Regions from separate parts of the Homo sapiens genome. Here region 1 is linked to region 2. A link is a loop called in an ENCODE intact Hi-C map of the cell type or tissue named here. Cell type or tissue: endothelial cell of umbilical vein. All regions are shown on one strand. Links, peaks and the distances in the headings refer to the core of each region. The heading gives the core; the rest is flanking DNA.

The links. Peaks named below come from ENCODE experiments on the same cell type or tissue, not always from the same donor. Only the 100,000 strongest peaks of a DNase experiment are listed, where the experiment ranks them.
Region 1: a loop joins it to region 2, with 7 times the contacts of the local background. A loop is called at or near these places in 1 of 110 quality-filtered maps.

Annotation. Positions count from the first base shown.
Region 1 is chr3:106,744,130-106,746,953 of GRCh38, reverse strand. It overlaps LOC105374029 (a long non-coding RNA gene), which reads left to right. Exons shown (of 4, transcript XR_001740467.2): 1 at 1-118. Among named protein-coding and RNA genes, the nearest start is that of LINC00882, 500 kb to the left of the region's middle. In endothelial cell of umbilical vein, for the core only: no CTCF peak of the experiment used is centred there; DNase peaks (open chromatin) are centred at 473 and 1,403; H3K27ac peaks cover 2,351 bases.
Region 2 is chr3:106,860,531-106,863,354 of GRCh38, reverse strand. No RefSeq gene overlaps it. Among named protein-coding and RNA genes, the nearest start is that of LINC00882, 380 kb to the left of the region's middle. In endothelial cell of umbilical vein, for the core only: a CTCF peak has its summit at 1,115; a DNase peak (open chromatin) is centred at 1,104; H3K27ac peaks cover 215 bases.

The DNA of each region.
Region 1 (2,824 bases), core at 194-2,693, 120 kb after region 2:
GTGGAAAAACTGTTTTTTTCAGAAAAGACCAACCACAGTGATTAAAGGGATGAAAAAGATGACCTGCTTGAAAACTCTAAAGAACCCAGTATTATTTGAAAGAAGAGGAAGCTGAATGGTAACTTAATAACTATCTTCAGATTTCAACAGGACTACTACTTCTGTTTTATCCATTTCTATAGAGTTTGAAACTACTAAGGAATTATTCTGAAATCTTTCTGTAACTAGCATATTTGACTCATTTTATACTAATTATTATAACTTTTTTCCATTTAAAAAGTCTGAACTTGTATTTGGCATTCTTCCATTTGAAAGAATAAGTATTAGGAAGAGATAATCAAATAGTATTACTCTCTTTTTCTTCTTCTTATATATGAAAAGATGGTATTGTTTTTCTTGGCATAAACAACCTTTGACTTGTTCTTGCCATTTATCAGACTCAAAAATCTGTGGATTGAAGTCTTCTGTTACTTAGCTCCAGCTATGCTGTGAGTTATTATTGCCAAGCCTTAATAATATTGACAAAAAAGGGGGAAATAAACATGTTAGAAGTTAAATTGCATTCCTTGTTACTTTATAAACTGAAATAACAAGACTTGGAGTCATTATCTTGTAGATTTCTGGATAAAATTAATATGTAGGGCCTTTAACTTGTTTTGAATCTCTTAATGAACATTTTCTATGTGAGAAGTATTGTTTAGTGCTAGGTTTTTGGGTAAAAGAGAAAAAAAGAGAAAGAGTAAGACAGGATATCAGAGCTCAAGATGCTTCTAATCTGGTGGTAAAGATAATTTAATGAATTAGAGGTCGGTAAGCAACACCTAATCATATACATGTGTAGTACCTCAAGGGAAACACAAATCCTGCTTGGGCAAGAACACTGAGATAGATGTCTAAACAGGATTTCTTGTTTTTAACTCTCAAGTTTCACAATAACATAGCTCAGTTCGTTTTAGTGCCCCCGTCTACTCTCAAACTCCATCCCCGACATATTTTCATCAGACTATTCTTTCTTTCTCTTTGTTGAGTTGGTTTTTGCTTTGTTGTTCTTATATCTGAGTTTCTCCTTACTTATAAATTTTTTTTACAACTTTTCACCTGCCAAAGCCTCAATTTTATCTCGTTTCTGCTAATTGCATTCTTTTATTTCCTGCTTTTATGAGCCACTCTCCTATAAAATTTCTCAATTTAAATTCCAGAGAAGGAACTTCTGATTATCCCCACTTAGCTTCATACCGTATTATGTCATAGGTCCCAAGCCAATGCTTGGGTCAGAAGCCAATATGCATTCAATTTAGACTTACTCATTATGGCTTCTCCTGCAACAGGAACTGTGGTCCTGGCAGTTTCCTCTGGAATGAGATAAGGCATAGCAAGTATCGTAATGTGCTGTTAAATTTTGAAGAAAGTATGGAATTTGAAAAATTGAAAAGAAAAAGATAAGGATTGAAGGAACATTTGGAGACAACCCAGATATGCTGATGAACACAGTGAGGATAGGGCTTGGAGAGATCTACTTTATCTAGGGAGAAAGCATGCTCAGTAGTGGAAACACTTCTGGTTAGGCAGGGTGAGAACAGGAACTAGCAGCTCTCTAAAGCAAGCCAAGACTTTAGACTGATTGTTCTTGAGTCCATAACTTAACAAACAATAGTTAAGGGAATTTAGTTGTCCTATGTGCCTATTAAATAACTGGATAGGGGTTTTAAAATCATTTTTTAAAAAAGCAATTAAAAATACCTTTCATTTTGATTAGTAAGGGAATTTTTTAAAGAGAAACTCAGGACATATTTGACTGTAGGAAGAGATTATACTCCTTTCACTTAGAAAAATACATAACACTGGAGGAGCTAGATGTGATAAACCAGGAAATAGAAAAAGTGCCATTGTAAGTATAGACAGATATCGGGGGAAATTCAGCCAGATATTGGGCAAAATTCACCCCCGATATTTCATGTAGGTTCTTTTCTATTTTCCCTAAGCATCAGCCGGTTTGAGAAATAAAGGGACAGAGTATAACAGAGAGAAATTTTAAAGCCAGGTGTCTGGGGGAGACATCACATGTTAGTAGGTTCCGTGATGCCCCACAAGCTGTAAAACCAGCAAGTTTTCATTAGGGATTTTCAAAAGAGGAGAGAGTGTACGAATAGGGTGTGGGTCACAGAGATCACGTACTTCACAAGGTAATAGAATATCACAAGGCAAATGGAGGCAGGGCGAGATCACAGGACCACAGGACCGGGGCGAAATTAAAATTGCTAAGGAACTTTCAGGCACCATTGTCATTGATAACATCTGTCAGGAGACAGGGTTTGAGAGCAACCGGTCTGACCAAAACTTATTAGGCGGGAATTTCCTCGTCCTAATAAGCCTGGGAGCGCTATGGGAGACTGGGGCTTATTTCATCCCTACAGCTCGACCATAGAAGATGGCCACACCCAAGGGGGCCATTTTAGAGGCCCACCCTCAGGGGCGCATTCTCTTTCTCAGGGATGTTCCTTGCTGATAAAAAGAATTCAGTAATATTTCTCCCATTTGTTTCTGAAAGGAGAAATATGGCTTTGTTCCACCCGGCTCACTGGCGGTCAGAATTTAAGGTTATCTCTCTTATTCCCTGAACATTGCTGTTATCCTGTTCTTTTTTCAAGGTGCCCAGATTTCATATTGTCCAAACACACATGCTCTACAATTTGTGCAGTTAACGCAATTATCACAGGGTCCTGAGGCGACATATATCCTCCTCAGCTGACAGGATTAAGAGATTAAAGTAAAGACAGCCATAGGAAATCATAAGGGTATTGATTGGGGAAGTGATAAGTGTCCA
Region 2 (2,824 bases), core at 87-2,586:
AGTTGCTAGATCTTACTTTTGATAAATTATCAATCATTCTTATCAACTTTCTATCTGATCCATGACAAAATAGGAAATAATCTTTGAGTCAATATTTAATGCATTGCAGGGTTTACTATATTTAAAACAACTCTGGTATAAATCCTTTTATAAACTTGAGAGGGTTATAATATAAATAATTACTCCAAATTATAGCTTCACAATTTCTTAGACTGTGGATATGTTATAGTAGTAAAATGAACATATTCACTCATTTCTTGTCAAAACTAACTGGAAACATTTTCTTGCAATGATTGATATATAAGGACATTGAAACCCTAGTCAGTAGTTGAGACATTTCTAACTTTCTATCACAGATTTTTCACTTATTAAAAATAGTTTTTTATTGTTCACTGCTTTTCTTCTTGGGGGCAATTTATATCAAATTGCATGACTCGAACTTTGTTCAGGTTGAGAAATTGTGTATTTATGGTCAAAATATCTTCTCTTGTCTCTACGGCCTGTGTTTTATTTTTCTTTCTCTTTTTTTACATTCTCTTTCAGGTTCAATACTAAATGTGATGTCATTAAAGGGAAATTTTCTAAACAAATTTTAGAGAACTGAAGCAATTTCGTTGAAAGATTAGCTGCTACTAACACTTAAAATGTGAGATGTCCGTGCATCTTATATAGTCATTTGAATACATTAAATTTTTGAATCTCTAACAAAGAATGATTTAGTAAATTTTACATTAATAAAGTAAATGTTAATTAACAGACAATACTTAAAATGACTTCAAAATCTGCATGCTAATGTCAGCTCTTGGCAACAACAGTAAAAGTTGATTCATAAAAATGAGTCCTCAGGGTAGCTGCTTTTACGTAAACTGACTTCTCAAATGTATGAAAAATGGGAAGCATTGCTTCTTAGCTAAAACTTAATAAAGTGGTCACAGAAATGTCTTTCTGTGAAAAGGTAAGTTCTTAGGCTGTTTGGGCAAAGAGAATTCAAGGAAATGAACTCATCACTGCTGCCGCTTCTTGTCAAAATTTCATTGAAATGAATATAGTTCTTTTATCAAAATAAACATGACATGAATTCCAGAGCTCACTGTTCCTGTTTTTGCTGTTGGAGGTGCTGTTGGTTTTTCTTGCAGCTATAAATGATGCTGAAGGAATGCAGGCTAGAATCTAATGAATTTTATGCCGAGCAATCACAGAACCAGCATACTTTTCACTATCATCCCATTTATGGAAGGATTTTTGTTTTACAAAGCTATTGATACAGAAAAGTCTATAGAATTCGTGATGTTTGATCAAGCCTGGCAGGAAAAGTCTATCTTTTGGAGCACTGTACCCTCCAGTTACTGTATCTTTGTTTCTTTTGAAGATGTGAGAAATTGTATAGAAGGGGTGCTTTTTTAGGTAAGCTGATGGTAGTGCTAGATTATATTTAGAGGTATTTACTTAAGCACAAAGCTACTGGTGAAAGCCCAAGTGACTTATCACTCAGTAGAAAGATGAAGTAACAGGTTTTAACTCTGAAGACACTGCTACAAGATATGAAACGAAACAACTTATCCTTTTCAGGGAGAGTATTCATATTTACCAGAGAGAACAAAAGCCTAAAATACTAAGCTATTTGACTCAAAAAGGACTCAAAGCTCCAAGCCTTTGTTGAAAGTGCTTGTTCAGTGTAAAACCATTCCCGTGACTGTTTCTTTTTAATTTTTAATATTTTATTTCAATAGGTTTTTGTGGAATAGGTGGTGTTTGGTGACATGAGTAAGCTCTTTAGTGGTGATTTCTGATATTTTGGTGCACCCATCACTCGAGCAGCGTACACTGTACCCAATGTGTAATTTTTATCCTTTGCCACCCCCACCCTTTCCCCTGAGTCCCCAAATTCCAATGCATTATTCTTATTTGTAAGAGGTCAATAACTCAAATGATTTGATAAAAATCTTTTTGTGTACTCATCTTAGAAACAGAGACTAAAACTTGTTTCCAATGTATTACTTTGCGATGTTTTAAACAATGCCTCAGAAATATTTTATTTGGTGACCATATGGAACCTGACAGTGATTTGCATTTAAGGAGACTTCTTTAAAAACTGTTTGCATATAGAATAATTTAAGGGGGTCAGATTAAAGAGAGTTCCACACTTACGTTACTTCCATCCATTGTTTCAAGCCACAATTCAACCTTAGTTTCTGTTTTAGTTTTCTTTTTTTAATTAATAACACATAGAGCCAACTAGGCATGAGGCACTCTAAGGGAAGCGAAATGGAAAGAAAATGATTCTGCCTTTGAGGAGGTGCAATCTAACTGGGAAGAGAAGTCACAAATAATTGACTTTCTTGCTTGGTGTGTAAAATATGATAAAGCTGTACACATGGTTTATAGACGTGCTGATGGGTGTTGTAATGACCATTAATTCACTAACTCCATTTGGTTTTTAATATTTGGAAAATCATTAGGCAAGCTGCAGATGAGGGGCATATAACAATAGTATTTTGGACTATTAGTTGTGTGGTTCTCAATTTACTCTTTGCTGCTTTTAAAATACTTAGCAACACTGCTAGACCAAACATCAACGTTGTCTCTCTGTTTTTGTTTTTTTAAAGATTGATTTTGGTGTAAGTAATGAGATGGCAAAATTTCAAAGAAGCATACATGGGCTATTTTACCAGGTACATTAGAGTTGAGAACAATGTTGGTAGAAACCATTTTTGAATTAAGTACATTCATTGGTAAGTGTTCTTTTTCTTTTTTTTTTAATTAATAGGTTGGAAACTAGCATTTATAAAGTTAGTTATTTGAGCATTTTTGTGACTATCTGCTA